3 separate regions of the Mus musculus genome follow, and all the other regions are linked to region 1. The links are chromatin loops, found by intact Hi-C in ENCODE. Cell type or tissue: heart. All regions are shown on one strand.

Region 1 (8,000 bases):
CAAGGCCCAACTTCTGCTCATATGAAACTCACCACCAAGGGCATAAAAGGAAGCAAAAAGCAGACTCTAGTCAGTCAAAATAGAATCTGCCGAGTCCACACATCAAGTTCCTCTACAGAATCACTGGGGCAGGCACATCAGGCCTTGCTCTGAACCCACGGAGCCCTTCTCCACGCCCACTTCAAACTCGTTTGTTTTGAAGGTTTCCAAAAGGCTGGCAAAGGGCCGGGGGTTGCAAGCATGAGCTACCATGCCTGGCTTGGTTTGGGGTTTCTAGGCTGCCAGATCAGAGGAAAAAGACTAAGATGAACATAAGGCACCAAGGGACTGCAGACTTCCCGCTTTTAACTACAAGTTCTGGTTGTCAGAGGAGGTGGAGAAGAAGCAGCGAAACAGAGCAGACACAGGTTCCCTTCAAAGCCCCGTAGCCCGAGGGTCTCTCATGTGGGGCAGGCAATTCTACTGGGGGGAGAGGGGGAGGAAGGAGGGAAAAGGAGCTAGCGTGAGAGAAAGGGGGGAGGAAGGAGGGAGAAGGAGCAAGCTTGAGAGAGGGGGGGGTGGGGAGGGAGCTTGGCATGTGACTGGTTCCACAAGCAGTCATGTCTGTAGCTAGAGGTGGGGGATGGGCTCAAAAGAAACTCATGGAATTACTGATCTGCCAGAGCTGTTTCAGAGTGGGACCTGGTTATGAAAGGCAATGTGAAGCCATTTATGTTTTTATGTATGTATGTGTGTGGGTATGTATGTATGTATGTATTGGTAGAGGGGTGGGGCTTAAGGAAGACATCCTCCCCCTATCAGAAGTCTTAATTTCTCATGTTCCTTCAGATTTCCCTGAGAGCGATTGTTTGGTAACATCTAGACTGGAGTTTTAGCAGAGGACAGGAGGGAGACTATGTCAGGAAATAAAGCCAGGAGAGGGATATGGGCTCCTCCCAGCCTTCCAGTCATAGCATAGCATCAGGAACAGTGCATTCCAGCTGGCATGCTGCTTCACATGAGACATCACAGACATGCATGTGTGCGTGTTCCAGTGTGGGTACAATTGTGTGTGCATGTGTGTGTACACGTGTGTGTGCATGTGTAGAGACTAGAAGACATCACTGAATCTTAGTTTTCCAGCAGCAAATTGTGTTTTAGTGCTGCTTGTGAGAGGGGTTGGGGACACTGAGTGAGGCACTGCATGTGGAGTGTCTAAGACATGGAAGATGCTCAGGAAATACAATTTCTTTTTCTGATGTGGGTTTCATGAAGGTGTATCCTTGCTGGCCCAGGATAATGCCAACGAAGCCTAGGTGGGATTTCTGGAGCAAGTTTCCTGGGAACTACTCTTGTGAGAGCGGCACACGAAGAGTTGGAACCTCAGATGGGAACTAATGCAGGAGAGTGCCAGAGAGCAAGGCCTTGTTTAAGATCTACATTCCTACATTCAGCTCACGAGTCTCTCTCTTACTAGTTACATGCCCTTGAAAAAAAATTTCCCAACCTTTGTGCCTTACTTACCACATCTAGCAAACAGGAGCCTGATGGGATACAGATCATAGGGTTGATAGAAGGATCAAGCGAGTTAATTTAGGCAAAGTCTCCAAATAGAGTCTGGCTCTTCCAAAGCAGGCTTTTTGTGTTCAATCGTACAGCTTCTAACGGACTGGGCTGCCCAGCCTTGTGATTAAATAGCAGGCTCTGGGGAAACCCTGTGTGATACACTCTCTGTATTAGTTAATTTTGGAGTCACTGTGACCAGATTACCTCAACTGAAACAATTGAACGCAGGGAAGATTTATTTTGGCCTTTGGCTTAGTGAGTTCTGGTCTGGCTGAGCAGGAAGGGCAGCTCTGACCATGGCTGAGGAGGAACTTCTTACCGAGAAGTGGCAAGGATGCTCTGAAGCCAGGGTCTGCTCTGCAACCTTTAAAAGTCTGTCCCCCAGGACCCAATTCTACCACCTCCTAAACATTTTGCTGCCCTCAAAATAGAACCACTAGCTGAGACCCTTGTTAAGACACATGGCACTTGGACCATAACCCTCTCCCGCTCTGTGATATCTCCGTGCCTCAGTTTCTTCACCTATAGAGGTGATCGTTATGGTGCATGCGCAGAGGGTTACAGGCTGAAATAATGCTGTTTATGTGGAACTGAACAGAGGAAGTTTCTAGTAACGGTGGGACCTCACTATCCCCTGGCTGGAAGGAGCAACAGGACACCGATTTGTTTAAAGAGACACAGACGGTGGAATATTTTCTTTTTTTCTTTCAGGCCTCAGGGCACTTCTTCCTAAATCTTAGAAAATAAGACTGAATTCTTGACCTTTCCCTTGAAGAAAACATCTCTGTCCCATTTAGTGTTTGTCTTCACATCCTTGGTTATGTCCCCGCACCCCAGGGCCACACTTGCCATAGTGAAACAGGAGGCACAAGGCGATATAGGGACAACCGGAGCACGTCCATCAGTTTGGATACCAGCTTAAAGGTGGGTTGTGGGCCTTACACTCTAGCTTGCTTTGGCATTTTGTAGGGGCCATGTAGAAAGCAGACCTGTAAAAGGAGGCAAGCAGCCAGGCTTGGGGCCTCCTTTCCTCCCTTCCCCTCGCCCTCATTGCCTCCTCTAACTGACGCTGCAAACTGAACTTGGTGAAGAACAGGCGTCTAGTTTCTCATTGTGACCGAGTTTTGCTACTGCCCAAGGACAAAGGCTAGATTGACACAAGAAGAATGTCCCAGGGGGTGGGCCTCTTTTTGTTTCCTTTTCCAAAACTGTTTCTCTCCTGGAGGGGAAGGAATGATAATTAGAGCACTTGTTCTACAAATCCCCTATGTAAATATGTTCTTAGGAGCGGAGATCCAGCGCATTAGACTAGAAACTTCTCGTATTACCCTTAACTCTCCTATCTGGCAGAGATAACAAGAGAAAGACAGTGGGATGTGAATGGGGATAGAGAAGCAAGAGAGGAGTGGAAGCCATTTTGGCCTCTGGACTCTGTTCGGATGTCCTTGCTGGGTGGGACTCCTGTCGCACCTCAGTTTCTCATTTGTAGAATGGAGATATTAATAGTGATGAATGTCTTCTCACTGCCTCACTGTGGGGACATAGCTAGACTGTGGAGGGCTGTGTGACTACGGGCTGCCCAAGGCAACCCCTGGAGATCATTCATCTCTATGTTATTTATTTATTATTTATTTATTTATAGCCCAGCACAGGATCTGGCTGAATATCTGGTACATCCTAAATGTTTGCTGGATGACTAAGTTATTAGTTACCAATAGCTTTAATGAAGCATAATTCCCCACATATGATACTGTGGCTATCAACTTCTCTCTTTTCTGTGGTGCTGGGTCTATAACCCAGGACTTTGTGCCTTCTAGGCAAGTTCTCAATGATCTTCCCAAACTACCATAACTACCCAGGACTCCTGGGCACATGACTGCCTTCTCAACACCTAGGAGGAGGGGAAGAATAGACAACTAGCTGGAGGTGAGTTTGGGTTACATAGTGAGTTCCAGGCCAAACCGGCTGCGTATCAAGGTCCTGTCTCAAAGAGTAACAAATACATAAATCAAGTATGACACACAATACTTTCCCTCATTCCAGTTAGCCCCTGTTTATTGCTACACACTTTCAAATTTCTCTTCTCAAGGAGGAATGGAGAGCTTCGGTCTGAGGCAAAGGTCACAACAGCCACACTCCAGGCGTGGAGTGTAAGGAATGTGAAGGAACCACTGTGAAGAGGCCTGCACTGGAGCTGATACAGCAAGCCACAGAACTTTTAGAGGACTGGGATCTGAGACAATTAAGCAAAGGGGAGTAGGAAATTCTTGAAGAAATTTCAACCAGGCAGGAGGTTGGCCTGGGATGAGAACAGGGAGGGATGGCGGTGATGGGACCAAGCCGGTGAGAGAGGATCTGGAACTAGTGTGGGCCTTGCTGAATTGAAAGCCTTCAGGACGTCAGAAACAAGCTGGGAACACGGGTACAAGAGGACAAACTCTATAGCCACCAACTAGAATAGGAGCTAAGGGAAGCACTGTGCTCAGGCAGGAAATTAAATATCAAGGAACTGCTCGTTAAAAGTTCAAAGCACCTGCCCACACTTCAACTGGTGCCCTTCCCAGTCTCCGGCAAAACCGATAACTCAGCCCACTGAACCTGGGTGCAGGTCTCATCCCAGCATTCAAACTGGTCAAGGACTGTAATCAACACACCAAGTACCAGCTCTGATCCACAAGCTTAGGGGGGAAAGGCCGCGGACTAGAAATCCACACCACGTGTTTCACTGTGGGGCACTGGGCACCCTTAGGGTAACAACTTGGGACCCGCTTTGCTGAGGCTCAACTCTCCAAACGCTGACACCTTGCTGCCCGGTTAGTAGAGAACAGAACTCGTTCACAAGCACCCTAGCGTCCTTGGGAAAAGAAGAGAACGGCCATTGTCGGTGGCAGGAGCAGGACGAGGAGTTGGAAGGGGCAGAGGATTGTTTTATTTGTTTCCTGGAACACCCTGTTAAGAATCTCAACAACTGCAGTCAATGCCCGATCCTTTGGCAAGCAACACTGCTTCTCCCGGTTCCCAGCTGCACGGGATCTAATTCGCAAACACACCATCTTGCATTCAACACTTAAATGGAAAACAAGCAGCCCGGGAGAGAAGCAAGCGGTCTAACTGCACGCACGTTTCAAAGGGATTTGTGCTTCCAAGGCCCTCTACCGGCCCGGTGCGATCCACGAACCGGGTTTCTGGCTGTAGCCTCTTGCCTGTAGAGCTCAGAGGCAATTATTAGCCCGAGAAGACGCGATCGGGTCGGGCCTTAGGCTTTGGCAACATGGGTACATCACTAAGATCTGGAAAAGCTCAGGTTTTTAAAGGAAGGTAACTACTTTTTTTTCCCACTGGAAACCTGGTTTAAAAAAAAAATTAAGGCTTCTCTTCAAGGTAGCTAAGATTAGAGGGCTCGGTTTCCGTTTTTTGTGTTTCTATGGGCCGAACGCCCAGGCAGGGTCAGCGAGTTTCTGTGTGTGGAATGACGAATTCCTCTCGCCTGAGTTCTAAAATGATAACTTAGCTCGCTGCTGCAGCTGCGAACGCCTGGCGCCAAGCGGCCCCGCGCGGGGGTGGCGGGAGGAGCGGTGCAGGCCGAGGCCAGGGGGAACTTCGCGAGTGGCCCCTTTAAGAGCTTCACTGACTCAGCTAAGCTTCCCCCTCAGGTCGCGTTTTTTATGAATGAAAAACGTCCTTACATTCATTATATAAACAAGCCGGTGCTGATTGGTCAATGGCGCCCAGCGCATAAATTATGTAAAACAGACCTCTGAGGGCGTTGAGGGAGGCCGACCGTTAGCCAATGGGCGCCGCAGATGATGGGGCGGCCCAGCTGGATTTGCCTGAAGACAGGGTAAACAAGAGGTGATGGGCAGCCGCGGGGATGGCCGCCGACCAATGGGGACGTGTGTGCTCTGGGCTGCGGGCCAATGGCGGCGGGCGGAGCCGGCGGGGGCCGGGCCAGTGCTGCAGCGGGTTGCAGGGCGGCGCAGAGTCCGGAGGCCGGCGCGCAGAGCGGTCTTCATCCCCGATCGCTGCGGCCCAGCCCGCCACGGAGGCGCGCAGGCGGGCGCGCGGAGTGGCCGCTCAGGTGCGGACTGGTTCTGGGTCCTCAGTTGGGCGTGCTTGGGGTGACTCCCGGAGCTAGCCGCCCCCTCCCCCCGAGGCCCGGTTCGGTTCGGTTCCTGGGAGGCTTCGGGCGGGGGCGGCTAGCGGTTCCGGAGCGAGCGGAGAACGGGTTTCCGCACGCCGCGGAGGAGGCACCCGGGGTGCTGGAGCGGGTGCAGGGAGCGGGGTGCCCGGCTCAGGCTACAGAAGCGGGGTGCAAGAACGGGGTGCGGGGCGCGAAGTTGTGGGCCCCCGAGGGCCCTGGGAGGCTCGCGAGAAGAAACGCTCCGCGACTCTTAATATGGGGGGTGGGGGGAGGCGAGCAGCAGTTTCAGGGGTTCTGCTTCAGAACCCCGAGAGTTAAATGACACCGACATGTGCAGCCTGAGGGTGCAGGATCTGCCCGAACTTCTGCAGGCCTGGCAAGTTGGAGACTGGGCAGCGGGCCCGCAGCCCCCCACTCCCTCCTCTTAGGGCTGAGGGTATTGGGGCCGCCTGAGCCACGGCCTGGGGGAAGAGAGAACCGGTTCCGAGGCTGCCGAGAGTGTGCTGGAACCTCGTGAATGATTCGGGGTCTCCCCCGCAAAGGGGGTACTGATTAAGTAGGGGGTGATGAGGGGAGGCGGCATGTGTGATCAGGAGCAAATGAGGCTGCTGGTATCGGCCAGCGCTGCACCTCGTTTTCTGAATGTGGGTGACTTTATGAATGAAGCAGGTTTCTTTCTTGGGCTCTGAGCTCTGAGGCTTTTTTTTTTTTCTCCCTTTTTTTTTTTTTTTTTTGTGAATGAAGCATTGAGCTTTCTTCCTAAAACGCTGGGGTGAGGGGCCTGCGTCGGAGGCTAAGCGTGCGTTGGGAGTGGGGGCGGGGGCGCAGCTGAAGGAGTTTTCATGAATGGGAAGGCTGGGAATTGGGTGGAAGTGTGTCTTGTTTTGTGAATGGGGCCGGGCGCGAGGGATCCAGTTACAGCCTCTACCTGCGGTGGCGGCCGCGGCTCCATCTCCCATTCATAAAACCAGGCTCGCTGCGCGCCACGGGGAGGGGCCTCGATCCGGTCGCTGCGCCCAGTTAAAGTTTTCCTGGGGGCACCCTGGATTTGGGGGCTGGGGGGGGGGAGCGACTACGACGACACAAAGGAAGTGGTTTAAACTCCAGGATGAACCGAAGCCTTCCCTGCAGGCTTTTAAAAGATACTTTGAACACGACGTTTCCAGCTCTTGAACTCGAAGGGCTGCTTAGAAGATCCTTGCTGCTGCTTTTGGAATCTCTTAGGGAAGTTTCTTTTTACCGATTTTTTTCAAAGGATATTTTTTTGCGCATCATGAGCTTCTAAAAATATTTTATCCTCTGGTTTTCCTACACGTTGTTCTCTTAACCCACAACAGACATTTAAGAATTTCTGAGGCCACAACTTAGTCAAAATTTTTAAAAATACAGCACAGAATTCTTTCTTCTCCACAGTCTACTAAAGATTCTCAGATTTGGGTCCTGGTTGGTGACATTCAAGAGAGGCCTCATTCTGAACGATGTTTGCACTGTGTGGAAGGAAGGCAAGCTGGCAGAAGTGTTTTTCTAGGAAGTTGCGAACTCTCTTTCCTTTGACTTTGAAAATATCTGATTACTTGGGCCAAGTGCTGGCTGTGAAGGGTTTTCTTGTATCCTGCTCACTTATGAAAATTTGATATGGTGCTCACAGCGTGAAAAACAAGTCAGATGGAAATGGTTACTGTGAAAAGTGTTCCCTAGTTTGTGTACAACTTAAAAGAAAATGCTAGTTAGGCCTGTCTGTTATTCAGACCTGAGGTGAATAAATACTTGTTATGCCCCCATTATTTTGACCTGAGTTTTTATTTGGAAAATTAAGTGTTTAGGAAGGTAACACCTAAACTTGCTAGCTAATTCCTCCCACGCTAGAAAAGTGTCTCCCCTCTTGATTTAGTTCCAAGCCCAGCTCTTACCAGTGGTTGACTGATTTTGTTGAAGATTTGAGGTCATTGTAGAACAGGGAGTTTTCTTTTCATGGATATTTTTGCATTGAAAGATTTCAATGACGGTGTTTTGTTTTTCTGTTTCTTTTCCTTTTTTTTTGGCCTTTTGGTAGAAATGTTTAAATATGTGCAGTGGAACTGAATTTCCTTTATCTCTCATTTTTATAGATGTTTTATTTTAGAAATTGAGTAGATGGCAGCTAATCTTTGTAGGTTGCCATGGAGATGCTGTGTCATTTCAGGTATACACACCTGTTTGGACAGACGGTTTGGGTTTAAATAAAGAATTGTGTGTGTGTGTGTGAAGAAAGTATACTTTTGATCAGTTTGTTCCTGGAACTGTACTTAGTATTTTTACCATATACCTACAAAAT
Region 2 (8,000 bases), 370 kb before region 1:
ACATGGCAAAGACTACAGTAGAAAACATCAGTAGTCAGCATTCTTTTCTCGGTAATTTAGCCTCACATGCTACTGTTCCAAAAGGCCAGCGGAGAGGCCAGGCCAGTGAACTAAATCTTACAGCACTTCTGCATTCAAGTGGTTCTTGTTTCTAGGCAGAATCTTCACCAACGTTTGACCCAACTGCTTGTCGGAAGGTGATTGCTCAGGGGGTTTGCTTCTGTAGTAGTCAATAACTCTGGAGGGCCGAGGCACTGTGCAGTGCCTGATCCCCCCACTGGGCCCCGCCAACTCTTTGCTTTTAGATTTACTAATCTTGGAAGACTTAAGAGAAATATGCAGTGAATCCAATTGTTAACATTTGGTGAATCTCCATTGTACCATTTGAAAAGTAGCTGACTTCATTGCATTGATGACAGATATTTAAATACGTATCTCCTAAAGACAAAGTTCCCCCCCCCCTTGAATAAACAGATCCCCGACATCCAGATCATACTTCGCCTCTCCAGTTGACCCCAGAAGTGTGGGTGATAGAGCACGTACGGTCACATGGTGTGGGTGATAGAGCACGTACGGTCACATGGTGTGGGTGATAGAGCATGTACGGTCACATGGTACATGCAGTTAGTTGATTATTTGTCTTTGCTCCGGGTCTTTCCCTCTCCTGAGCCTGTACCACAGAGTCTTCAGCTTTTGTTGTTCCTGAGACATGGACACTTTACAAAGCTCAGGCCAGGTGGGTTGAAGAAACCCCATCTAGATTCATCTTACGGTTTCCTCATCTTTAGACTGTGGCTAGCAAGAAGTTATGCAGGTGATACTGTATGCTTTCCAGTGCATGGGGTTAGGAGGTGGCTGTTAACCTAAGGTTCTGTGCCTGAGCACTTTTTCCTCAGTTGACAGATACAGCACACATCCAGACAGACAGATGTCCAGTGCTGTAATATACATCACTTGGTCCTACTGAAAAGTCTGAAGAGCCTTGAGGGAAGGCTGATGCATAGACATCATGTAAATAAATACCCGTTCTTTCTCTCTACCCTTCTGTTCTCACCATCTTGTCACTGGATTGATCAGCGGCACCATGGGCTCAGCAAGAACAACAGGTTTTGTTAGGCATATTTTCATTAACCACTGAGATAATCGAGATATTTTTCTTTCTGCTTGGGTTGGTAGGCTATTTTTCAAAACTAAATGTGACAGGGATTTTATAGTGATTTCTAGGAAAACCAGCATTTGATGTTGATTTTTTTTCTCTTCCAAATTTTATGTGAAAAGACCACAATCTCTCCATTGGCTATAGAATGGATGGATATAGACTGGATGGCTTCCACATTTCTTTTATAAGTAGGAATTGTGCATAGATGGAGCAGCCTTCATCCGCTGAACAGAGAGTTTGGGCTGGAGCCCAGAAACGACTCCATTAAGAACAAATGCACACTTGGTTTGACATGGAATGGCTGGCTAGCCTGGGAAGGTATCCAACATGGTGGCCCTGTGCATATTTCATGTCCCGGACATTGGTATAAGGCAAATGTGCAGATGAGGCATAAATGTTGGGAATCAATGAACTAAAACACATCCCATATTTTCTTTAGCTCTCACAAAATCATTTTTGGCTCAAAAGTCAATTCAGCATAGAGATGAAGTCCTGTAGAACCTGTCCGTTCTTGGAGAAGTTACTGGATTTTCTTGAAGATCCCTTCATCAGTCACAATACAAAGGCTCATGAGTGCAGGGCCAGTCCCACCAAGTGTTCAGAGAGCAAATGCTGCCTTGTTAAGTCACATCATGTGGGTGGGAAGATGGAAGAAAGAGAAAATGGCCCACATAAACTCGACACTCTACAGGCTATAGCTATCCTTGAATAGGTAGTGGCCTTTGGAAATTATCTCTGTCCGTAACAATGAGAACAGCTTGCTCTTTAAAGTATTAATCCTTGGCTGCCTAAATATGACCTGCACAAGGACAACATTAACAGACATGCTAAGGTGAAAGGAGGAGAGCTCAGGGGACCTCAGCCCTAACCAAAGAATTACAGGCAACTAAGGAATTCGGAGAGCAGAAGAAACAGGCTGCCCCAGAGAAGAGCACGCCAGTTGGTTACCCAGTACCAAACAGCCCTGAAAACACTTAACATACAGACTAAACCAGATGTATTTTAAATGGTTTTTCAAATGTGTTTCACAGTTTTGCACATGGGTAAAATGTACTTTGGTCACATTCATCTCCCATTCTCCCATTCCTCTTCCACGCCCAGCAAGCCTCTTTCCTGTATCCCGCTTCCTAGCTTTGTGTAGGGTGTGCTAAGGTGTGTGTGTGTGTGTGTGTGTGTGTGTGTCTGTCTGTCTGTCTGTCTGTCTGTGTGTGTGTGTGCCCCATTGCATGTCATTAGGGTTTCTTGCCTGAGCATGGCTGTGAGTTATTTACTTGAGCAAGACAGCTTGGAGGGGTGGTTCTCAACCTGTGGTGATCACAGATACCATGTATATCAACTATTTGCATTCCGATTCATAACAGTAGCACAGTTACAGTTACAAAGTTAGCAACAAGATGATTTAAAGGATGAAGGTCACCACAACATGAGGAACTGTATCAAATCTTCAGAGCATTAGGAATGATGAGAACCAATGTCTTCTCCACCCAGAAATATGACTCTCCCTTTCCCAGGATCCATTTAATTGCCTGTAGCTCCTCCAGCTGGGTAAGCCCCTTCTTCATTGGCAATTTTGAGTCAAGTATTATACTTGACTACTATTTTACCCTCAGGCCACCCTCTGTAGAAAGGCACTGTTACTTTGTTTTGCAGATTTGGAAGGCTCGATGCTCTGTTCAAAGTCACATAGCTAGTAAGCGGTGCTGGAATTTTTTCCCTCTCATCTGTAAACAGGTATCATATACCTCTAACTCACCTGTGCTAAACTGAGCGAGGGAGCAGAAAAACAAAATTGAAGAGAGGAAATGAAATGAGTGTGTGTGTGTGTGTGTGTGTGGTTTTGTTTGGTTTTTTTAGGGAACAGGAAATAGAGGTGAGAGAATCGGGACAGGAAGGGAACCGGAAGGATTAAGGCAGAATGAAACAACTCTGGGTGTGCCACCTGCTGAAGAGTCACCCAGGACTGAAGAAAGGATCGTGTGCCCTTTGGGAATCTGTGCATTCTCTCCATCTAATGAGTCACCACCCCCTGGGCTCCTTGAGAGTGCTCTCCCATTGCAGCTCCCTGCGTTATCCTCTTGCTCTTGGCGTTTACAGGCACGAGGGAACCCCAGACGCTCACTATTCCCTAGTTCCTATGGTAGGCTGTGTGCCTCACGTATTTTATGCATCTTTATCGTCTTGTGCTCTTTGCTTCTGGAAAGCTACTTACCCTGCTAAGCTCACCAAAAAAATCGAGGACTACCTGCCTCTGCACCTTTACGACGACGCTTTTCTGCCAAGCCGATAAATCAAATCAGCCACAAGGTGGCAGCATAACGCCAAGAAATTAACACTTCTCCCTTTCCTAATAATTAGTATTTTTCTGATTGAGGCATTACTGATCAACGGGGGGGGGGGGGGACCTATTTTTTTTTTTATTTCACAGTGATATTCAGAAACGATTTATGAACCCCCAGTGTTCCTATCAGGTGTCCCCGATTTCAACTAGAAAGCATTCTGAGCTCTGGTTTGAATTACTATACATTTACAGTGAGTGTATTTGGGTCATGCTTTTGGACCAGTGGGAAACCGACGTCCCCAGGAATGCCTTACTGGATATCCTGGATCCCCAGGATAGCCGGGCTGATTCAGCAGGAGTAGTTCAAGAGCACGGGCTTATGTCTGGCTCTCCGTGGCAACTTGTTCCCAGTGCCACAAGACACTCCAGGTCCTGTGGTAGAAACTGGTAAGACTTCGAAGCAAAGAATACTTTTGCCTCAATCTCTCCGAATTGCAGTCATGATGTGTTTTCGTCTGTACCTGTGCCCATTCATGACGTGGTCATCTTCACGGCGCATTTGTTGAGGCGTTGTTGGCTGTTTCTGGGTCCAGGTGATCTGTAGTCTTTACCCTTGGGTCCAAGTCTTTACCCTTGGGAGAATCTAAGAGGAGTCTGGTGGGCGGGCGGGTCCGGCGCATAAGCAGACATTTATAATATACTGTGGTAAGTAGAGGGCTATGGGAACTTTAAATATGCCACTTGGTCCAAAACTACTGGCTTCTATCAGGACATTCTTTTATTCTGTTCCATTTTAAGAAAGTTCTTGTCCCATTTGTTGATAAGATTGCCAGAAGCCAAATGTGAGGTAAAGTAGAACTGTGTGCTTTTCTTCACAGTAGAAGGAAAGCCAATCTAATTCGACAGTGTGCTTGTCGCTTTTATCTGTGTGCAAAGCCGCCCAGCTCCTCAGCTCACTCAGTGCTCTGTGTGCAGATTAGTTTCTACGAAGACCGAAATTTTCAAGGCCGCCGCTATGACTGCGACTGCGACTGCGCAGACTTCCGCTCGTACCTAAGTCGCTGCAACTCCATTAGAGTAGAGGGAGGCACCTGGGCTGTGTATGAAAGGCCCAACTTCTCCGGGCACATGTACATCTTACCCCAGGGCGAGTACCCTGAATACCAGCGTTGGATGGGCCTTAATGACCGCCTGGGCTCTTGCCGAGCTGTTCATCTGGTGAGTCTGGAAGCTTGCTATGTGGCCACGACCCCGCATCTTTCCTTCCTTTCGTTTTTTTGTTTTGGTTGTTGTTGTTGTTTGTTTGTTTTCTTGTTTTGTTTTTTCGAGACAGGGTTTCTCTGTGTAGCACTGGCTGTCCTAGAACTCACTTTGTAGATCAGGCTGGCCTTGAACTCAGAAATCCGCCTGCCTCTGCCTCCCAAGTGCTGGAATTAAAGGCGTGTGCTACCACGCCTGGCTAAGATTTTGTTTTTATGAGTGTGTGTGTGTGTGTGTGTGTGTGTGTGTGTGTGTGTGTGTGTGTTCGCACACATTTGCATGCAGGTACCCTCAGAGGCTGGGGAAGGGTGTTGGCTCCTCTAGAGCTGGAGTTAACAGGCAGATTAGATATGGGCTGCTGGATGGAGCTTTTGGGAACTGAACTCGGTCTGTTGGTAGAGCTGCATGTACTTAACTGTTGAGCTATCTCTCCATCCACTCCCGTCTCCCCACAGCCCTTTCCTAAGTCTTCCTACCTCTTCTTCGTTGAATGAAATAAGAATCTTAGTTTACTTCATCAGTAGACTAAATGGCATTACTTCTCAGCCTCGTGGCTGAGATCAAGTAGAGAGTAAATACTAGTTGTTCAAGGACTCTCTCTCCCTCATAGATGTTTATCGCAATTGTGCTAGTCCACCCTTTTGGTATTTCATGGTGGCAACCAGAGTTCTGATGACCCTCCCTTAAGGATGAGAGGCTGTGCACCAAGCTGTCCCCGAGTTCCTGACATGCTAATGATTTCTGTAACAATGGCTGTTCATTTCTTTTTGTTGGTCTTGTTGTTGCTTTCAGTCTAGCGGAGGCCAGGCTAAGATTCAGGTCTTTGAAAAGGGCGACTTCAACGGTCAGATGTACGAAACCACGGAAGACTGTCCTTCTATCATGGAGCAGTTTCACCTGCGAGAGATTCATTCCTGTAAGGTGGTAGAAGGCACCTGGATTTTCTATGAGCTACCCAACTACCGTGGCAGACAGTATCTTCTGGATAAGAAGGAGTACCGGAAGCCCGTCGATTGGGGTGCGGCATCCCCCGCTATCCAGTCGTTCCGCCGCATTGTGGAGTGATGGCCTGGAGTGGGACCATAGAGTTCTCCCTGAGGGCTGAACTTGAGGGCTGAACTCTGCTGTCTGGCTTGTGGTCCAAATAGACAACGTAAATAAAAGCATTGGAATGCATCCCATCGTTGACTATTGTGCCTCTTCTTAATTGCTTTTAGGGACCAGCAATTGGGCTCCCTCCACAGTGGGCATTTACACGGAGCAGTTCATCTTTCAGATAAGAAAGTGCATTCAAGTAAGACTGCATAGAAGGTTAGGAAATCTCACTTCCACATAGAGGCTCTTTCTGTTTGTGTTTTGCATTAACTCAACAACACCAAAAATCGGAGCTGCCCTTTACGGAGCGCACCTATACTAATGATCTGTTTCTTCTCACCCCACCCTTTAAGAATAGTAGTCTGTCTACACGTTACAATTAAGAAAACTGAGACGTAAGAAAACATTTTTAAAATGGATCGCATCCACCATGTGGCCAATAGCAGTAGAGCTTTGTTGAAGACATTTCGGTTTCAGAAGCCACTGTTTAATTTCCAGCTCATTCATTCAGCTCAGTAGCTGGAGGTCTGAGTGCAGTGTGAGTGAGGGAAGGACCCCAACCAATGTAAAATGTGGGGGTGTAGGCTCCCACTTCAGCTTCTCTCCAGAAAGAGGATCCTTATGGACAACAAGCAATAAAACCAGGCCTGTTACTTGTGAGTAGCCAAGCCACGGCCTAATGTCCCTCAATTAAGATCCAGATGTTGTGGGTTTGCAGTAAAAGAACTCACTGCGGTATTTGAAAGGAAGTTGGACAGTCTTGAGGCTCACTGAGTCCTGGTGCAGACACAGCATCCATCCCTAGAGTGCTAGAGGGTATTTGAGATTTCAGGGAGATGCTCAAATTACCTGCCTTTTAAAGAGATGACAAAGCTCATGTCTTCTAGGGTCTTTCCCCCAAATGACACATTAAATGCCAATGCATACTACATATCTATAATCTTCTCATGTAGCCAGTAGGACTTTGAGAAATGTAAGGCAGATGCACACTGAGGGGAAAGGATGGGACACTGCACACAGCTGCTGAGGGCCCCAGCCCCGTAGTTGACTGGACTGTCAGTTCTGGACCTTGCCGCTCTGCCAAGAAGCTAACTCACCTCATCTCCCATATAAGAGCCCCACACCAACTGCTCACCACTGAACACATTGGGCCAGAAAGGACACTGAAAACATTGGCCAATACCCAATGTTACTGACATGGTTTTTAGAAGAGCTGTCTCTGGCAATGACCTCAGAGATCTTACCAGTCACATTCCACTGGGGAAACTGAGGCTGTGGTAGCACACTTATTGACGGCCTCCTCATCCATAGCAACCATTGCTTTGTTCCTTGGGCATTCATCACAATGTGTTCCGAGCCATCAGAAAACGCTGACAGCAATCCAGGAGAGCGCTGTCGGGACGGCTACACACAGTCTGAGGGAGGCAAACATAAAACAACAGATTTGTCAGTTAATGCCCTGATTCAGAGAGGCGGTCATTGCTCTTCAAGCCACAGGTGCACTTCTTAACTCTGCTTAAAAGGGATTTTACAGGCATTTGATACTAAAGGCCAAAAAGCCAATTCTATCCTCTATTCATAAACCTCAGTCCTTCTGGGTAGGGCTCTTTCTCGCTGCTGTCAGAGTCAAGGGCTGCCATCAACCTCACTCCGACAGCGAAGTGATTATCCTGAATTTACTCCACCTACCTTTAATTGTTTTCTCTGAAACAGCATCTCAGGAAAGCAAAGGCAGAGCTATCCTAAAACCTTGTTAGCTTTCTTCTATCTCAAGCATTCTTCTGAGATAAGACTGAGTACTTCCCAAATATGGAGTCTACTTCCTCAACATGTAATGTCAAGGGGAGAACCGCCAGATTAAATACAGAAACAGTATTAATAAAGACCAAATACTGGGATATAAATATAAATGTGACCTAAGTGCCGTATGGGGCATGCTAGAAATGATCAGTGTCTGATACTGTGACATCACCCTTATTTGCATTTGCTATATTCGACCGTCCTGTTACAAGAGTAAGGCAAATCATAACGAACTACGTGAGGCTAAAAGCACATGGGACACTGTAGGCTTCAGAAATGGGGGTACGGGCCCCACAAAGGAAATTTACATGTGCTGTTTTAAGAAAGAATTGTAAGCGTGTATGTCTCCCACGGACGGACCTGTGGACCCCTAGTTTCAAATGTTGGCTGTCAGAGAGAATTGAATAC
Region 3 (8,000 bases), 170 kb after region 1:
CCCTCCACCCCTACTTGCTAAGGGACCCACGTGAATACCAAGCTGCACATTGAGGCCTTCTTAAGGGATGACCACACCCTTTGTGTGGCCCCTCCCCCTCGTAAAGTTCAGCTGGTTTCTGCCATTTACTAGACTCATTCTGATTCTGCAATTTTTCTCATGGAACTTACTATGTGGCTGGCTTTGAACTCATAGAAGCCTGCTTTTGCCTCCTGAATGCTGGGATTAGAGGCATGCACCATAGCGTCCAAGAGTTAATTTGTTTTGAGACAAGGTCTTGTATCCCAGGCTGGCCTGGAATTTGGTAAGTAGTTGAAAATGACTTTGAATTTCAGATCCTCCTGCCTCTACCTCCCGAGCATTGAAATTTTAGCCATGTTGTTATCATAAGTGAACTGTGGTTATAATATGAAACAGAACTTTAATATTCTCAAGGAAAAGATGTTTATAAATGAGAGGCGTCTCTTTTTACCCCTTATACTCCGCTTCTTTTCTTCATAAGCCTGTATTGCCAACATGTGACAAGCATGTATGTGTATTTATGCATTTACTGTCTGCTTCCTCCTTCTCTAGAGCGTTTGCTCCCGAGGGTACCATGTTTCCTCCTCCCAGAGTACCCTAGTGTCCAGCTGTACCAGCAAATATGAAGTTCACAGTACATCATTGTTGAAACAATGCATGTATAACAGATGGATAGTACCCAAGGGCTGGAAGGAATGAAGCACTGTACCAATCCAGGGATGCTGAAGTGGTAGCTAGGCCCCTTCACCAAAAAGAAAGGAAGGTAGATCCAGTGTTGGCATTCCTTCTAGGCTCCACCCCACAGTTACCTGGCAACAGCCAGGTGTGCCTGACTCTCTATAAAAGGAGCTGTTTGCCCCTCCTCTCTTACCCTCTTACTTACTCTTTTCCCTTTCTGTCCCTTCTCTTCCCATTCCCCTCCTCTCTTCTCTTCTCTTCTCTTCTCTTCTCTTCTCTTCTCTTCTCTTCTCTTCTCTTCTCTTCTCTTCTCTCTCTCTTTCTCCCTCCCTCCCTCTCTGCTTTTCTCTATCTCTATTCCCTCAACTCCGCTTCTTATGTCCTAAATAAACTCTATTCTATACTATACCCATCGTGTGTCTGTTACCTCAGAAGAAGGCGTGCCCCAGCAGAGGTAGCCCCTTCCACCTCACCATCCTGCACTTCTACCAAACATATTTATGATTCTTTCTTTCTTTTTTTATAAAACACAACACAAAGCAGAAGACAAATCAAGCTCTTGGTCTTCCTCTGAATCTCCAATGGATGTTCCCTGTTCCTGCCTACTTATCCTGGCAAGGGAAGGCAGTTTCCCTAACCATCTCATTCTGTAATATGTTACTATGCAATTGAGAGGCAAGTCTAGAGTTGGAAAAAGAGAAGCTAGTTATTGTAATGACACCTTGGTCAACACAAGACTTAGAATCACCATGAGTCAAGAGTCTGCAAGGCTATGAGAAGTTTTCTACATTGAGTTTAAAGGCCAACTCTTAATCCAAGTGTTTGGGCCCAGACTGCATAAAAATGAGAAAATGACCTAAGTATTCATCTCTTAGCTTCTGGGTAACAAGGAAATGTGACCAGGCCTCTTCAGTTGCTGCCACTATGACTTTCACACCATGGTGAATATACCTTTGAACCTGAGCCACCACACAGTTACCTTTCCTTCCTTATATTGTCTTTGCAAGGTATTTTGTCCCAGTAAGGATAAAATCCACAAAATAGTTGTTGTATACATATGCTCATTTATTTATTTTTGAATATTTGTCTGTGCATGAGTGTTTTGTCTGCTTGTTTTTATGTTCACATGTGCATACAGTATCTGTGGATTACAGAAGAGACCATTAATCTCCTGGAACTGGAGTTTTAGGCAGTTGCAAGCTGCCATGTGGGTGCTGGGAACTGAACCTGGGTCCTCTGGAAGAACAATGAGCCATCTCGCCAGTGCCCTCTAATACAATATCTTAAAAAAATCAACAACAAACCCATATTAAAAATATGGGATGATGACGGTTTATAGGGTTTATAGTCAGTGCTGCAGTTGCAGGATAGCCGGGCTAGTCTGATCAGTAAGCCCCAGAATCCAGGAGAGACCCTATCTCAAAAGAACACGTGGGCCTGGCACTGGTGGCAAATGCCTTTAATTCTAGCACGTGAGAGGGAGATCTCAGTCCAAGGCCAGCCTGAGCTACATAGTGAGTTCCATGGGAGGCAAAGGTACACAGAGAAACCTGGTCTTGAAAAAAACACCAAACAAAAACTAGGTGTTGGGGGATGATGAGATGGCGCAGTGGTTAAGAGCACTGACTGCTCTTCCAGAGGTCCTGAGTTCAAGTCCCAGCAACCACATGGTGGCTCACAGCCATCTGTAATGGGATCTGATTCATGTGTGCACTCTTTTGAACACACACACAACCTGAAAGAACAAATGTAAAACAATACCAACACCCCCATCAAATTTCCATGAAGAAAATTTGAAAAAATTTGGCAACTGTGAACAGTGAGGAACATTTCCATGACATTACCTCCAGGAAACTATTCTTCCACATCCACCTACCCACCCTGTGACAGGGTTTCTCTGTGTAGCCCTGAGCTGTCCTTGAACTCACTCTGTAGATCAGGCTGGCATTCAACTCAGAAACTGGCTTGCCCCTGCCTCCCAAATGGTGGGATTAAAGACGTGCACCACCACCTCTGGCTCTAATTTTGGACTCTTGATTCTCCTGCCCCTATTCCTCAAGTGCTGGGATTATAGGTGTGCCACCACACCCAACTCTAATGGGAAAACCATAGTAATAAGTGATCCAGAATATCTGCAGCTTAAAAATGCAAGGGTATAGCCGGGTGTGGTGGCGCACACCTTTAGTCCCAGCACTCAGGAGGCAGAGGCAGGCGGATTTCTGAGTTCGAGGCCAGCCTGGTCTACAAAGTGAGTTCTAGGACAGCCAGGGCTATACAGAGAAACCCTGTCTTGACAGCCCCCCCCCCCAAAAAAAAGCAAGGGTATGTAACTGAGGGACGGAGGTCACAGTACAGTTGTGGTGTGCTTGCCTGGAATGGTAAATCTGTGGGTTCGATCCATAGTACAGGAAGAAGAAAACTTAGACAGTAAATATTAGGGAGCTGATGTTGGCTAGTGCTGTTGGAACTAGTAGCTGGCACTAGTAATGTTGGCCAGATGTGGAGCTGCTGCCCAGGGCTGTCTGGTCTTGTTGAGGCTTGACACCATCTGGTGGACATGAGCTCACGTTGAAATGATGACGTGGTTGGTGACTGTGTAAAGCTGGGCTGGCCAGATTAACTACAGTTCTTTCATTAATTAGCTTTTGTTTTATTCATTGAAACTGCGAGTGTTGGATCATCCTGTAGCTCAGAATATTCACGGAAGCTATGTGACTGTCGCTGGGCAGTAGTGCATGCCTTTAATCTCAGCACTTGGGAGGCAGAGGCAGGTTGATTTCTGAGTTCAAGGTCAGCCTGGTCTACAGAGTGAGTTCCAGGACAGCCAGGGCTACACAGAGAAATCCTATCTCGAAAAACCAAAAAAAAAAAAAAAAAAAAAAAAACCAAACCAAACCAAACAAGAAGACTGTCAAAATGGTATTCATCTCAAGAACTCATTTGGCATGGTTTTCTATAGATATCTTCAGTGTTCTTTCATGCTATCCTTAGAGGCTAGAGGGCAGGCGGCTTCTCCCAAACAGAAATCCATTACTACAGGCCCGTTTCTCTTGAATTATTTTCTGTTTTGTGTCACTTTTTGAAGGGGGCCCGCTCATGTAGCCCAGGTTGGCCTTAAACAGCTAACTGTCCTTGGGCTCACCTCTCATGCTGCGATTACAAGGATTACAAGTGTGCACCACCCTGCCTGGCTTTCCTTTCTCCATTTCTTTCTTTCCTTTCCATTTCCCCAGGTGGGAGTCAGGGTGGGGAATGAGACCAGGTTTCTCTGTGTAATCCTGACTGTCCTGGAACTCGCTTTGTATATTCGGCTTACCTGGAACTCACAGAGATCCGCCTTAAAGGCGTGTATTACCACACCAGGCCATAGGATTGATAGTTCATAACTATAATCCCAGGATTTGGGAGGCTGACCCAGAAGGGTTAATACATTCCTAACATCAGCCTAGGCTATATAACATACACGGTGGGTTCAAGGTCAACCCAGGCAACACAATGAGGCTTTGTCTCAAACCTCAATTTGTTTGTTTGCTTTGAGCTAGGGTTTCTCCGTGTAGACCAAGCTGTCCCCAAACTCAGGGATCTGCTTGTCTCTGCCTCTTTAGTGCTGGGATTAAAGGCATGCACCATTAATGCCCGGTTTAAATTGCGAGAGTTTTAAATGGAGGTTTTATTTAGGAAGGAAAGCTCTAGAATTAAGTCTAAATAAACGGGAGGTGAGAATCCAGTGTGTGGCTGTGTTCTCTCCTAGATCATGAGAGAACAAAAGGAGAGGAAACTAGTGAGACAGAACAAAGGCATGGAGGAATGTACAACCATCTCTTCTCTTCTTCCACCCAGGACGGTTCTCTAGAAGGTTCCAGAAACGAGTGTGGCAAGGCTACGGACATCACGGTGTCCCGAGGAGACCACAACAGACGCCCAAAGGCAGGCGCACACTTTCCCGCCACGCTGTGGCCGGGTACTAGGGGAGGGGAGGGGCAGGGCGGTAAGGTAGACGTCACGTCCGGTTTGGGAAGCGCCCCTGCAGGAGAAAGCGGTTGGAAGGCGCGTCGAAGTGGGAGGGGCCAGGAAAGCGCGCCTTCGGGGGAGTGGGTGGGACCAGGTTAAAGAGCGTGGCGTCACATCCGGCAGTGTTAGACCGGTGCGGAGGTGGTGCGGAGCGTGTCGGCTTCGAGCTCCTCGCAAAAGTGTGGCGTCGCGCTAGGCTGCGGCGGAGCCTCTGTAAGGAAGGCGGGAGCTTGACAGCTTCAGGAAAGGCCCGTAGCGGTGACAGCGACCCGGAGTCATGAGCGACAGCGGCGAGCAGAACTACGGCGAGCGGGTAAGCGCGGAGTTGCGCGGGCGGCCGCGGTCCCCACCCTGCTACTTCTTCTAGGCCTCTCGGCCCGGTGCAGCCGGGTGTCGGGAGCCTGACGTGCGGAGGGAGCCGGGGCGCCGGAGGGCCTGGTGGCCGGCGCTTCTCGTCGGAGGGAGGCCGCGGGCGGGCTGTGTGCCTCGCACCCGCCACGACCGTTTTTTTTTTTTTTCCTTTCCCCCCGTTACGGGGCGGGGGGAGGCTAAAGATGGCCGCGGCGTCCGTCGGCGTTGGGGGATGGGAACGGTATCTTCTTTCGCCGTTGCTCTCCTGCGAAGCCGCGCCGCAGCCATCTTGGGCTCGCGGGCCGGGCGCGCTGCCAGAGGCACAAAATGGCGGAGCCGCCGCTCCCTGCAGCCAGGCTTTGCCGCCTCGCCACCCGGGGTCCAAGGGTGAAGCGGAGAAAAGCCACGTGTGGCCGGGAGCCTATGGGGACTGACTGATGCTTTTCGGTTGATGGAGGGCCTCCTGGTCCCGGTAAGGGACAGCTAGCTGTAGGGGGCTCTTGGAGCATCTGGAGACGGAAACGGCTGAGGGGGATTGGGGGCCCCGTTAGTTGGAGGGCTTTGTGCTACAGCGTTTCTCCCATTGTTGAGAGCTTACTGGAATAGAACGCAAGGTCGTTAGGCGTTGTTGTATAGAGCCTCCCTACCCCTGGGGGGACTTGGGAAGGAGAAACCATTGGCGACAATTGATGGCGCTATTAAACTCTGAAGTCGACGGGATTTTATTTTTAAGCTTCCACCTCCCAGAGGGTGAAAATCGGTAGAGGTTGATTAGATTGTATACAATGGGCCTGGACTAGACCCAGCCCCAAAGCTGAACAAATGAGGCGCATGTGGCGTGGCTGTAGAGTTTAGATTAAAAACTGTCACGTGAAGATGCGGAAGTCCAGGGCTCAGTGAACAGGTAATTGCAGTTTGGAAACGGCTTACAAGCATCATAAGAATGGCTGTTTTGCCCTTCCTGTACTAACGTTTTTATTTTCGCAAAAAGTTCACAGGAACACTTAACCACTAGTTCACAGTTTATTTTTTTGGTTAGTAAACTCTAAAAGGCCTTTGACGGTTTGGTAGAGAGCATTCTTGGACTTCCATGGTGAACTTGAACCCAAAAAGAGTAATTTGAACGGATGTAATCTTTTATATACGGAGATGAGTCCCTAAGACAATTTAAAGTTCAGTGTCAACCAGTGCGTGCCTTTTACCTAAGGAAAGAAAGCGATGGGGGAGTGGGACAGAATGTTGTTTTTCTGATAATGGAGAATGGGACCTAGTCTCAGTGATGGGCAAGCCCCTACTACTAAACTACATCCCAACTTGTAAGTTCGTATTGTTTGAGCTCCTAATTTCACCCACATGTACCTTACGATGTTGAGCCTGCCTTCCGAAGTTGAAGTTAGTCTGTTTAGAATTAAAAGCAAATAGTTTTTTGTTGTTGCTTTGGGACTAAATAGGTATGCATCATCATACCTGTGGAAATTTTTCCTAGTATTAGCTGTGGGTCACATTACTCAAGGGAGAAAAAAAGCAATTGAATGAAAGTGGGTACCATTTTGAAAGAGCTGAGAAATTGTTACTCCTGTTAGAGGTTTGGTTTTTTTGTTTTTAGTAAGATGCACCTTCTGGTGATTTTCAATATTTGAGGTAGAGTTACTCTATGTCCCTGTCTTGGAACTTAGCTCTGTAGACCAGGCTAGTCTCAACCCCAGGCGTTTGCCTGCCTCTGCCTCCCTAATGCTGTGGTTTAAGGTGTGAATCAACACATCCTGCTGACCTGACTACTTAATTGGAAATAATTGGGGGGAAAAAGTACTAAAAATCGACTTTCTGATTTATTTCTAAACTTGAAAGTTGTGTAATACTTAAACTCAAATTTTTTGTTTTTAGAGACTTTGTTGTAGCTCTGCCTGTATTGTATTTACCTCAAATATTGAGGTAAACTCAAATTATGTATACCAGGCTGGCTGGCTTCAAACTCATGAGATTCTCCTGCCTCTGGTTTCTGAGTACTGAGGTTAAAAACTCCTGGAGGTGTGTGCACGATCCCCTTTTTGGGCCATGTGTACAATTTTGAGCTACCTGATGTGGTGGGTAGTGGGGCACAAACCCTGCTCTTCCTAAAGTCAGTAAGTACTCTTAACTGCTGGGCCAATTCTCCAGCCCTGTTTTTAATTTAATTTTTTGCTTTTCAATTGAAATCTTGGGATGAGTGGAAAACTGAAACATTTAGCTGAACTTTTTTCAAGAAGGCTTGCCAAAACAAAAGTTCAGAGATGAGGTTTAAAAATACTTCAGGGTAAGCTGGGCAGAGTGTTGCAGGTTTGTAAATCCTAGCTGCTTATCCTGGATAGGATTCAGAGTTCAAGATATCTGGGTAAATTATTTAGTAAGACTGAACATTTTCCTCCAAAGGAATAAGGGGTAGTTTAAGGACTGGTTGTGTAACTCAGATTGCTTGCCTGCCATGTAGCCTCCTTATACACAAACATAGCAAGACCAGATCTGATGATTATCAGATTCACCCTCCCTTTTATTATAAGTGTAAAAGTCATGTTCAAAGTAATTGCCTTAGATATGCCTGGTATAACCACCTATCTCTGGAACCTGAAAATGAGTTTCATTGACTTCTAGACCCTTGGAGTTGATAATGTACATGGTATAAATTGTTAAGCTCCCTGGAATCTCAGTAGTGACTACCTCTCTTCCTGTGGACACTGCCACACTTCTGGATTCCCTCAAACCCTTTAGGCTTTCAAGGTTGTTTCCTAAACAGACTGATTGTGTGAAATAGTGTTTAGTTTGGTCACAAAATTTATTGGATGGATGTTAGCTCCGTTGCAGTATGTTCTCATTCTTTGCTATCTGTAGTATTTATTGAGTTGAGTGGTTTTTTTCTGACTTATTTTAAAGTTGGTGTAATTAAAATCTCTTCTAGTAATTTT

The links. Peaks named below come from ENCODE experiments on the same cell type or tissue, not always from the same donor. Only the 100,000 strongest peaks of a DNase experiment are listed, where the experiment ranks them.
Region 2: a loop joins it to region 1, with 4 times the contacts of the local background. A loop is called at or near these places in 2 of 42 quality-filtered maps.
Region 3: it touches region 1 in a loop (7-fold over the local background); 4 of 42 quality-filtered maps call a loop at or near these places.

The regions. Positions count from the first base shown.
Region 1 is chr16:22,437,140-22,445,139 of GRCm38, reverse strand. Etv5 (ets variant 5) reads left to right here and starts at 5,570. Exons shown (of 13, transcript NM_023794.2): 1 at 5,570-5,623. In heart, a CTCF peak has its summit at 4,718; DNase peaks (open chromatin) are centred at 119, 5,339, 6,169, 6,609 and 1 weaker place; H3K4me3 peaks cover 3,278 bases; H3K27ac peaks cover 3,719 bases.
Region 2 is chr16:22,803,081-22,811,080 of GRCm38, reverse strand. It overlaps Crygs (crystallin, gamma S), which reads left to right. Exons shown (of 3, transcript NM_009967.2): 2 at 4,413-4,655; 3 at 5,490-5,878. The coding sequence ends at 5,762. It overlaps Gm30416 (a long non-coding RNA gene), which reads right to left. Exons shown (of 4, transcript XR_875953.3): 3 at 7,037-7,207. Among named protein-coding and RNA genes, the nearest start is that of Crygs, 4.3 kb to the left of the region's middle. In heart, a CTCF peak has its summit at 3,444 (motif pointing right); no DNase peak of the experiment used is centred here; H3K27me3 peaks cover 1,062 bases.
Region 3 is chr16:22,262,764-22,270,763 of GRCm38, reverse strand. Tra2b (transformer 2 beta) reads left to right here and starts at 4,759. Exons shown (of 9, transcript NM_009186.5): 1 at 4,759-5,023. The coding sequence starts at 4,988. In heart, a CTCF peak has its summit at 4,747; DNase peaks (open chromatin) are centred at 4,743 and 5,383; H3K4me3 peaks cover 3,978 bases; H3K27ac peaks cover 3,132 bases.